Regions from separate parts of the Mus musculus genome. Here region 1 is linked to region 2. A link is a loop called in an ENCODE intact Hi-C map of the cell type or tissue named here. Cell type or tissue: heart. All regions are shown on one strand. Links, peaks and the distances in the headings refer to the core of each region. The heading gives the core; the rest is flanking DNA.

The links. A loop is a pair of places that touch in the nucleus more often than their neighbours do. Peaks named below come from ENCODE experiments on the same cell type or tissue, not always from the same donor. Only the 100,000 strongest peaks of a DNase experiment are listed, where the experiment ranks them.
Region 1: a loop joins it to region 2, with 2.2 times the contacts of the local background. A loop is called at or near these places in 5 of 42 quality-filtered maps.

What each region holds. Positions count from the first base shown.
Region 1 is chr17:4,998,926-5,004,299 of GRCm38, forward strand. The region is part of intron 1 of Arid1b (AT rich interactive domain 1B (SWI-like)); the gene reads left to right. Among named protein-coding and RNA genes, the nearest start is that of Arid1b, 6.5 kb to the left of the region's middle. In heart, for the core only: no CTCF peak of the experiment used is centred there; DNase peaks (open chromatin) are centred at 2,946 and 4,246.
Region 2 is chr17:5,394,614-5,399,987 of GRCm38, forward strand. No RefSeq gene overlaps it. Among named protein-coding and RNA genes, the nearest start is that of Gm29050, 14 kb to the right of the region's middle. In heart, for the core only: CTCF peaks have their summits at 3,022 (motif pointing left) and 3,225; a DNase peak (open chromatin) is centred at 2,988; H3K4me3 peaks cover 288 bases; H3K27ac peaks cover 377 bases; H3K27me3 peaks cover 490 bases.

The DNA of each region.
Region 1 (5,374 bases), core at 190-5,189, 400 kb before region 2:
TGTTTTGCTTTTGGAAGGACAGTATTATTTAGTATTTGTTATGATAGCTGTGTTAGGTAGCCACTTGTCCACATTATTAAGTTATGCCAGGCTATAGGTCATAAATTACAAAGTCATATTAAATAATGGAAAAATAAATCTGTTTTTGGCTTTTAATACATTTAGTTTCATTTTTGATTTTAGGCAAATGGTTTGTGTTGGATGGCAATTTTTTTTTATTATTTTTTATTTTTTTGTTACTGGGAATAAAACCTGCCTGTTGTTGAAAGAGGTCTTTTAAAGATTGAAATAAGCCAGTTTATGATTTTTTTTTTAAATGTAAGTATTTAGATAGAGCCAGTCTCAAAAGGAGTCCTAAGGACTGCTCACATATGTAAACTTTTAGTAAGTATACATTTGTCTTGAATTCTGTGTATGTTATTTTATTTTTAGTTTATAGATATAGTAAAGTGTAAGCTAGTTTAGGGTTACAAGGCAGGAAGCCCCAGGATTCTTCCTTATTTCTTAAAATGAAGCTAAGATATAGTGTCTTATAAGGTCAGTCCATCCCCTCTTCCACAAACCTTAGGTTGCTTGGTACTTCAGATCTTATCAAGATGCCACGATGGCCTACATTTGTATATTTGCCTAGGTATAGATGACTGTTATCTGGTTGGGTGAATTTAGTAGCCATGGCTCATACAAAAAGGCCTATTATTTAAGAAATAAAAACACCCCCCCCCCATATAAAAAATGTAGGATGTGTGTGTGTTTGTGTGTTCTGTTGTATGGGATGAAAATATTTGTAACTCAAAATCAGTTATGTTAGGTACCTTGATTTTTTTCTATTACTTAATTTTGACTATTTTTATAATAGTTTTAAGACAGCGAGTAGAAAATTAAACTCACATTAATATTAAGTCAGATTTATTCCTGGCATATGCTCTTCCCTTTATTCTAACTGGAAATAACCTTTCTCCTGTTTTCCTTTTGGTTTTGTCTGTCTGTAGTTAAGGATGCATTTTTGGCCAGGCTTTTGGTCACTGTATTTTTGTCCGCATCGCATCGTGTGAGAAATGTGTCCTGGATATGGGTATAACCCAGAGCACGCTTGGACACATTAACCAATGCACTCTAACCAATATCCTGCTTCCTCACTGAAGCCGAGAGAGCAACGTCTTCAGTGTGCTCCGAGAATACCAGTAATTCTGCTCTGAGAACTAATTTGAAAAATACAGGACTAGCTGCGGGAAGGTTTAGTAATCTTACCGCACAGCACACAGTCACCTTATAAAGAAATCAGTGTAACGGGGGTGGTGTTTTCAGTTCTGTTTCTCTTATTAAGGGAGCATATATTCCTTTATAACTTGGGCTGGTGTATGTGCAAAGGTGACTTCTGATAGGGCAGCGGCATCGATTCCCTAGGCTGCACACCAATGTTACTGTCACCATCGGCAAACCTAGAACAGGATCCTTTCTATTATTTAACCCTGTATTTTCCCAGCAGCGGTGACTTAAAATTTTACTGGGTCTATGAAATTTCCCAGCTTGTTCTGGGAGCAGCGCAGATGCACTTGGGTCTCGGCAGGTTTAGGGAGGTGGCCTATTGGCCTATTGGCCTATTGCTGGTTTTTTTTTTTTTTTTTTGCTATTGCTGTGTCCAGCTGTTGCTTGTTGCTGCCCAGGTCCTGGAGCCCTGTGTTCTGAGCCTTATTTTGTGACTCATGCCACTTTGATTTTGTAAATGTGATATTTATGTTTGATAGAACTGCTGTGTGTTACTTAAAACAACAGATTTATGGAAAGCTGAAAATGAATATTAATAAGAATCCCATTAATTTTTTGTGTAATATTTACATTTACAAAATAGATGTTTTGAAATTTTTATGGCACTATAGCAGAACTATTTTTACTTAAGGGGCCATAGGAAGTTTTGGAACTGGGGCATTGTGGCCTGTGTGTGCCTTTTCAGAGGAGTGCTCTTTTCCAAGAGGCTTCTGTGGTTCTCTGTGGCCCGGGAAAAGCATGCTACGTGCTTGCTGTGGATGCACCCTTGGAGCTGTGGATGCAAGCTCGCTGTGCATGCAGGTTTGTTGTATGTACAAGCTTGCTGTGTGTGCGCTCATTACTTTGTATGTGTGAATGCTGTGTGTGCACAATTGCTGTATGCATGCTTGGAGCTGTGGATGCGTGCTTGAGGCTGAGGAATCCCAAGGCTCAGCCCTTGTTCCCTGTGGTGTGGGGGAGGAGCACTGTGCAGAGCTGCACACACCAAGGTGTTTATGGATCACAGATGCAGAATATTTCGCAGTACAGTTAGGCCCGGTTTGGAGGCTATTTGCATAAGACTAACTGACCCTTTTTGGTTTAATTAGGTGACTGAATAATTAACACGCGTCGGAAACCTTGATGTACTTCAGTGGCTTTTTTTTTTTTTTCTTTTTTCTCTTAGAAGCTCAATGAGTAGAAACAGATTCAGGTATCATTAGTTACTACCTGAGTGTCCTTAGGAATCTGTTCAGATTACCTGTGCTTCCATTTGAACAAATATGTTATTGATATACATTTACTGTCATGGCTCACCGTTTACACCAAGTGAATTTACTGGAGTGTAATTACGCACGGCTTCAGTAAGGTTTCACCAAATGTACTTTACTTTTGAAGGTTTGTTATTATTATTCTTATTATCTTAAATTTAGAGGCAGTTGGATGTTCCCAGGCTGGCCTGGAACTTGCTATGTAGCAGACGATGACCTTGAACTTCTGACTCATCCCCCTGTGTGCCAGGGTTGCCAGTATCGGCTGCTAGTATAGTAGATTTTGTGTGTCCCTGGGATTGAACCCAGGGCTTTGTGTGTGCTGGGCAAGAACTCTACTCATTCGGAACAATTTTAAGCCAACTCTTTCTTGAAGTTGACTTAACTGTAAGTAGGACCCAGCACGTTGTTTCCAAAGTCAGCTCCGTATGGGTGAGTGCCAAGTATGTTAGGAGGCTACTGCTAGCATGACAGATAACTAATGGGGAAACGAAATTGTTTCTTACAGTGATGTTTACTTCCAGGCCAGGCTGAGCATCCACGGCAGACAATGGTGTCCATTGTTAAAGGCAGCAGACTCTGGAGTGACCTGTCAGTGGACAAGGGGCAGCCTGTGCTGACCTTTAGGGTGCTCTCTCAGCATTCTGGCCTTGAGGAAATACGAACGTGAGAGCCAGGCAAAAGTTCTCTCTTATTAAGCTATTCTGGAAGGGAGTCGAGTTTGATGAAATCTAGAAAATCCTGGATAACAGGACCACACCTTTTCTTTTTTGGAATAGATTGCTAGAAAATGACAAGTGTTTAGATGTGCATCTTCTTACACTGGTGAGGCATCGACAGTATAGAACTTGCTGCTTAACGGTTTGTAGGCATGGTTGGGTAGCACTAGGGGGTATCTCATTCATGCTGGCTTCTCTTCAGGCTCTTCTCCTTTGTAAATAGCAAAGAGGAGTTGCTTTTTCTCTGCTTTGTGTCAAACTTTGACCTTGCTGCCTCTCACTGCATGTTATAATTAGGCTTTTTTCAAAAATGCCATGTCATAGTTTATTAGTAAAAAGCCTTCCTCAGGTTCCACTCGGGCACCTGTGATGTTTTTCTTTTTAATCTTATTAATCGGTTGACTTCTTTTGTAACGTTGAGATTGTGGATTTGGTTTTTTCTGGAGATGTGTGATCATGTCATCATTGGCCATGGTATCATAAGGGAGAAACCTGGGGTGTTGTATGATTGGATGTGGAAATAAGCTGTCATGATTACTCTCTCTCTCTCAACCTCTCGCTCTTTTTAAAGATTTATTTACTTCTCTTTTTGTATATGATATATTTTGGCCATGTGGTTAGATCCTTTCCTATGGACAAGTAGGTTTGTGTATATGTGTGTGTGTGACAGAGAGGTGTGGCACACACATGTTTATATATTTTAACACTGCTGATCTTGTAATGTAGTTAGCTCTTGAGTTATGGATAGACAATATCAGATCCTTCCACTGTGTTGGGAAGCAGCAACATAGATGCGAACATTAGCATTTATGTGTGCTATGAGGTATGTGGCTGCCCCAGACACCCTCCTAGCAGCAAGTTATTTATAGAACACCCACATTTTAGCCAGTGCTGCGTAGACACAGGCAGTTGTGTAGGGCCCCTATTGCTCCCTTTTGGGTGATGCTGATGCTGCCAGGGCCTGCCCTGATACCTGGACCATGAGTGTTTGGGGCCTTGGGCTTAGAACTGGCTCATTTTAGCGGTGTGAATGGCAACTGTATGGTTTTGCAGAGTAGTGGCCTGATTTGGGGGGGCCGGGGATGGGACCTGGGAGGAGTGGATTGTGACAATGCAAGGAATTGCAGGTTGCTGTGCTGTGGCAGATGATGCCATCTCCCGGTCCTTCTAGTCAGTCACTGGCTTTGCGCCAGTGCAAAATGTTGCTCCGTTACAGAGGATAAAAACCCAAACTGGAAAATCGAATCATTATACAGAATGGTCTCTTCTTTTTCTCAGCTTTCTGCCTCACGCAGACTTTTGGAAACAGGGAACAAGTCTATTGGGGAAGCGCCTTAGCTGGCTGGGTATTTCTGGGAACTGTTTAGATAATGCACGCTGGCTGAGCAGTACGGCAGCCACTGCTCCAGGTCCTGAAATAAACCTCAGAAAGCCAGGTGCAGTGATTAGCGGAGACAGTTCCATATTCTCAATGTGGGTTTCTGGCTTTCTGTTGTGGGTGTCTCAGAAGTTCATTTACTCTTCAGAAATGATTGGGAATCCCAACATTGATCTAGGAGTTGATATCTAAGTTTTGAAGCATTACCAACTGAATTAAGAATCCATAGATTTTCTTTTTGCTGTTTATATGTAATTTTAAATAATAAATTCACTTTGCCTTAGTGAGCTATGGGTAACCTTGGAAGTGGAGGTAGAAAGTCTTGCCAAGTAGGTAGTTTTCTGAGGAAGCGGATTCAGGGACTGGCACACGTGTTCTCTTTAGTTCTGGGATGGTTTAGGGTTAAAGGAAGGGTGACCATAATGAGACACTCTCTCCTGATGGAGTCTAGCAGGCTGTGACTGGGAGTCTAGCAGGGCCATGGCTAGGGGTCCAGCAGGGCCATGGCTAGGGGTCCAGCAGGGCCATGGCTAGGGGTCCAGCAGGGCCATGGTCAGGGGTCCAGCAGGGCCATGGCTAGGGGTCCAGCAGGGCCGTGGCTAGGGGTCCTAGTTGTCAGGCGTGGGTACTTGTTTTCTCTATCCTGAAAGGAATTTGCTTTTCCGTTTTTGGGAATGTTGCTGGCAGGCTGGTTGCTGAAGGCCTTCAGTTCAGTGTAGCCTTTCTGACAGACCCCAGGGTGTATGCCCTTAACTCTGCCT
Region 2 (5,374 bases), core at 309-5,308:
TTATGGGGCCAGGGAGTAGAATGTGATGAGAAATGAGAAATGTGTCCCTTGGCCTCAAGTGTTTGAACATCTGCTCCTCAGTTGATGGGTCCGTTTAGGGACAGTGGTGCAACCAACCTTGCTGGAGGAAGTGATATTACCAGGGGCAGGGCTTTGAGAGTTTGTAGCCTTACACCCCTTTCCAGTTCTCTCTCTCCTTCATGTTTGATGCTATTACATGGTTTCTCAGGCTTCTGTCCTCTCTGTCACACTGCCACTCAGTGACATCCCTCCCTCCCACCGGGATGGGCTTCTATCACCCCCCCCTGGAAACACAAGTCTTTAATAAGCTCCTTTTCTATAAGTTGTTTTGGGTCATGATATTTTATCATAGCACCAGGAGGATAGTGGGGTCTTTCTAGTCCAGGCTGTCTCCAAACTCAAGATTCTGGAGCAGCAGATTGACAGGCATCAACCTTTTCTGACATCCTGCCCTCACTCCCACCCCCACCCCCGAGCCCACCCGCAAGATCTCATGTACACAAGGCTGGGGAATGCCCTTGAACTCCTGCCTCCTCTCCAGTATCTACCTCCTGAGCATTGCTGTTCCAAGCTGTGTCACCGCACCCAGTTTTGTGCTGTAGCTAGAGACTGAGCCCTAAGGCCTAGTGTGTGATTGCCAGTCACTCTAACTGGGCCTCATGCTAACCCTTTGAACATTTCTTGGAACAGACTCATCCTGAGCCTCACAAATGGTTGAGAGATGTGTACTCAAGACCAAGACTCTCAGATTCTGCAGTAAAAAGACCCTCCACGGTAGTATCTGAGCATCTCAGGAGCAAAAAACACTAGAGTTTTAAGGCATCTTGATTTTGCAGGGGGTTATAAGTGATTCAATCTGGCAGCAGACCCAAGACCTAGTGGTAGGCGCATGCAGCCTGCTCACAGCGTGAGGGAATCGAGTTATATTGCCTGCCTTCCTCAGAACCTGCTCTGCTGGTCCTGTAGCTTGGGGAAAGGTACCTGAAGTCAGAGCCCAGGTGCCTTCGAGTGGGCGAGCCGCTCTCTTCCCAGGGTGTTGAGAGCTGGAGAGATAATGTGTGTGAAAGTGCCCGAGGCAGACGGCAGATGTTATTACTTGTAATTTACTAACCAAGAAACTGAGGCATTGAGGCCTTGCATGAACCCAGACTGGACTCCTACCTGGGAAAGAAGACGGTTGCAAATGAAAACACCCAAGGCTCCTTTGGCTCCTTTGAGCTCTCAAAGTGCCGTTCGGGGTAAGGAAGGTTTGCTGGTGCTGTGCTGCGTAGAGCACCTGGGAAGAAAAGACTCCTGGGATGAGATCCATCTTCCTGCAGTACCTTAGGAACTGGCCTGAATCCATGCGCAATAAAGAGGATGAAACAGGAAGCCAACCCCAGTGACAGTCACCCCGACACCCACACACTGCCTGGCAGACCTGCCTTGCAACCTTTTGCCTGCCTTCATCACCAACTCTTTATGTCCTGGGCCAAGGGACAAGGCCTGGGGGTTCTGGGTCAAGGCCATTGTTACCTGGCGGTACCGAGTTAGATCAAGGTTTAAGGTCTCTTGGGCCCTAAGGGAGTGTCTAGGAATACCTGGAATAATATTTCTCAATTCGAGACTGTCAACATTTGGAGTGACCAATTCTCTTTTTGGGGGGCTAGGGGAGTGGGTTCTGTTCTACCCGCCAGCAGCCATGGCATTTCCCCAGTCGTGACAACTAAAATGTCTCCAGCCAGGCATCACTGAATGTTGTCTGGGGGAGGCAGTCACCCTCCCACCCCTCCACGGCTCTCTGCCAGCGTGAGGAAAAAGAGGTGTGGAGTTCTCTGTGTGTCAATACAGAGTTCTTTTACATCTTTTCAGATTTAAATTCATACCAGATAAAGACACCCAGGAGCTGCAGAGGGACCAGGCAGGGATAGGAATTGGATTTTCCTAAAAAAAAAAAAAAAAAAGCCCTACTTTAGGGACAAGCCCTCAGATGACTCAGGGTGACAGGCTCACAGGGACAGTCCCTGGCCTGCCAGCCAGCCTACTCCCTTTCCTTTCAGAGTGGACAGCTCTTTTTTTTTTTTTTTAATTTCATTAGTGTGTGTGTGTGTGGTTGTGTGGTTGTGTTTCTGCATATGTACCCATATGCCATGTCTCAAGTGAGCAGGTCAGAGTCTGTTCCAGGGGTTCCACATGGATTCCAGGGATGGAACGAGGACCAGGCTTGGCGGCAAGCACCTTTGCCATATAAGCTACCCCAACAGCTCTTTTTGGGACTCTCAAGTGTCCCTTCAGTGCCCTTTGTTGGAAAAGCAAATTACAGTGTCGAGAGCAGACACCCACACGTGCAAGTGACAGGAGAATGTGGGGCACGCATAGCAAAATGTCAGTACTATTACTGATGGAGTAAAGATGGGGTTTCAGGTGGCTGTTAGTTTGGCTTGACATCCCTCCCCACCCCCATTTATTTTGGCTGGAACATGAAGTTGTTTGTACCAAGGTGATAGTCATTCACAGAGATCCCAAGGGAAGCACCACTCTGGTGGCAAAGGCCTTCGCCCTACAGATTTGTTACTGACTATGGAAGAGGCTTCTCCATACTGCGGGAGCATGAGATGAGAGGGAACCCAAACTCAGCAGGGTGACGGAGTGTCGCCAGAGAGGCTTGTCCTGGGAGGACACGGCCCACCCTTCTCTCCAGGTCATGGATTCCGGCAGTACCTACACCCACGCTTGGAGTGGCCTGTGCGGAAGATCTGGGGTGTGGTCAAGAACTGCTCAGCAGTGTGACCACCGGGCGCATAGGACGATCAGAGTTGAATGTGTCTTGGGCGACTCTAGAATGCTCTACTGGACTTAATTTTCAGGGTTCACGGAAAGAGCAGAGCACAGCCAGAGGCCCTGGCCTCCGGGCTGGGACAGCATCCCTTGTCTTAACGCGGTGGTGTCCTGGCCCGAAGCCCCACGTAGTATATCCACAGCAGCAGCAGCCAGCCCGCAGCTCGTCCGCCCTCTGCTGGCAGAAAGCCTGAATGACACTTGGCGTTTGCAGCTATATCAGGAAGTCCGCGCTGTGCCCTTGAAAACACAGGGAGAAACCTGGGCACAATGATAAAGGGGGACACAACTGACAGGGAAGGCGTAGCTTACTCGGAATGTCCTCGTGGGGCGTCCGAAAAGCGCGACAGGATGACTGCCTGTCCCAAGGCCCCAGTGGGTCTGTGAGTGACCTGCTCAACAAGCCCAGCTGGTGTGCCAAGCACCCTGCATTGGTGTACAGGAGCAGGGATGCTCATTTGGGGCAGCTTCGCTGAAGTGCTACAAACTGAGAGGCTTAGAGATCGTATTATTTTCAGAAATGAATTATTTCTTGTTTCTAGTGGATGCAAATCCAAAGTCAAGGTGTTCATAGAGCACTCTGAAGGCTCCAGGGAGGTTCACTAGAAGACCCTTCACCGCAGTTGTCCTATGTCGGTCTCCATGCGGCATTGTCCCTGGGCAGATCTATGCTTCTCTGTTTGTTAGTACAGTAGTTGTTGCAAATAATCAAATATAACTTCACCCGAATTTGATTATATCTAAAATGCCCCTGTTTCTAAAATAGGTTATAAGAAGGAGGGGTGGGACTTTACAACGACTTTCAAAGTCTCACCTCAAACATAGCAGATATGCCCAGCGTGCATCCGGGTATGGGGACTGTGAGCTGACCAACACTGAGGGTCTCCGTGACCAGGAAGCCTGAGTGGCCCATGGGCAGGCAATGCTTGAGGTGGGGACCCAGTAAGGAGAATACTTCCCTGTGGTAGGGGTTGGAACAGGAACTGCTTAACGATTTTATTTAGATCTCTAGGCAAGTGTAGGCAAAGATATTGCTTAAATTCACAAAATTAATAAAGATGGTCTTTTTTTTTTCTAGCTTTCTAGTTCCGTTTCTGTTGCTGTGAAAAAATATCACCACCCAAAGCGGCATAGTTCAGGAAGGGTTTATTTGGCTTTCGGTGACGGGTTAGAGACTACCATCGAGAGAGGTTAAGGGCAGCTGGTCAGATCCCATCCCTAGTCTAGAGCAGAGATACACGATGGACCCTTGCCTCTTTGTGCTCTTTCTTCTTAAACAGCCCAAGAGGCCCAGACCATGTGTCTGTCAGGTCTCAGGCCATGCGTACGTCCAGATGCTGCTAGCTCCCAGGCCCTCCCCACTTTTGCCTTGCATTCCAGCTTCCTGGACTACCAGGATGGTCCTCACCAGCCAAGAAGTAGCTGCAGAAGAGACTACACCATCCCTCATCAACAAAAGGCTGGGATGCAAGGTCTCAGGCTGTGCAAATATCCAGAAATGAGCTCAAACTGGATATATGGATTGCCTGAGACCCAACAGAGCTGTTCACAATGGGCTGGGTCTTTCTTCGTCAATAAGGAATCTAGACCTTCCTCCACAGACATGCCCACAGCTATGGCTTTGGCTATTGTTTTGCGAATACATTTTCAAGGCTGTTATTAAGAGAGAGCCATTTCTCATGTGGTGACACATCTCTGCTAATCTCAGCAACTGAGATGCTGAAGTAGGGAGATCTGTTTGAACTGTGACCCACAGTTAGAACTTGGTACCTCTCTAGGTAGCTGGCCTTCCATTCCTGTGGTTTAAAAGGAAGAAAATCAAATCCACCCAGAGGAGCCCAGGTAAGCTTGGTTTGAAGGATGGCCCAAGATGAGAGAGGTAGGTGTCTTAGCTAGGGTTTCCATTGCTGTAAAGAGACATCATGACCAAGGCAAGTCTTATAAAGGACAACGTTTAATTGGGGCTGGCTTACTGGTTCAGAGGTTCAGGCCATTATCATCATGGTAGGAGGCATGGCAGCATTCAGGCAGGCATGGTGCTGGAGGAGCTGAGAGTTCTATGTCTCATTCTAAAGGCAAACAGGAGAAGATTGCTTCCAGGCAGCTAGGAAGAGGCTCTCTCAAAGCCCATGCCCATAGATAGTGACAACTTCCTCCAACAAGGACACACCTCCCAACAGCACCACTCCTTGGGCCAAGCATATTCAAACCACCACAATAGATAACTAAGGTCATGGCAGAGGAATGAGTGAGCCATGGAGCTCCAGAGAGGGCAGAGGTAGTAACACAGGCCACCTGGCCAGGATCAGGGACAAACTGGATTCAGAGGAGTTGAGGTAGAGGCACCAAAACCTTGTCATTTGTGAAGCTGCAGACAGAGTGCGGCCGTTAGAAGCTTGTACCGCTCTTGAAGAGGACCAGAGTCCAGTCCACTTGTAACACCAGTTCTAGTGGATCGGACATCCTCTAAGGGTGCTACGCTCACGTACACAAATCCACACTCAAACACATGCATATGCACATAATTAAAAATTAA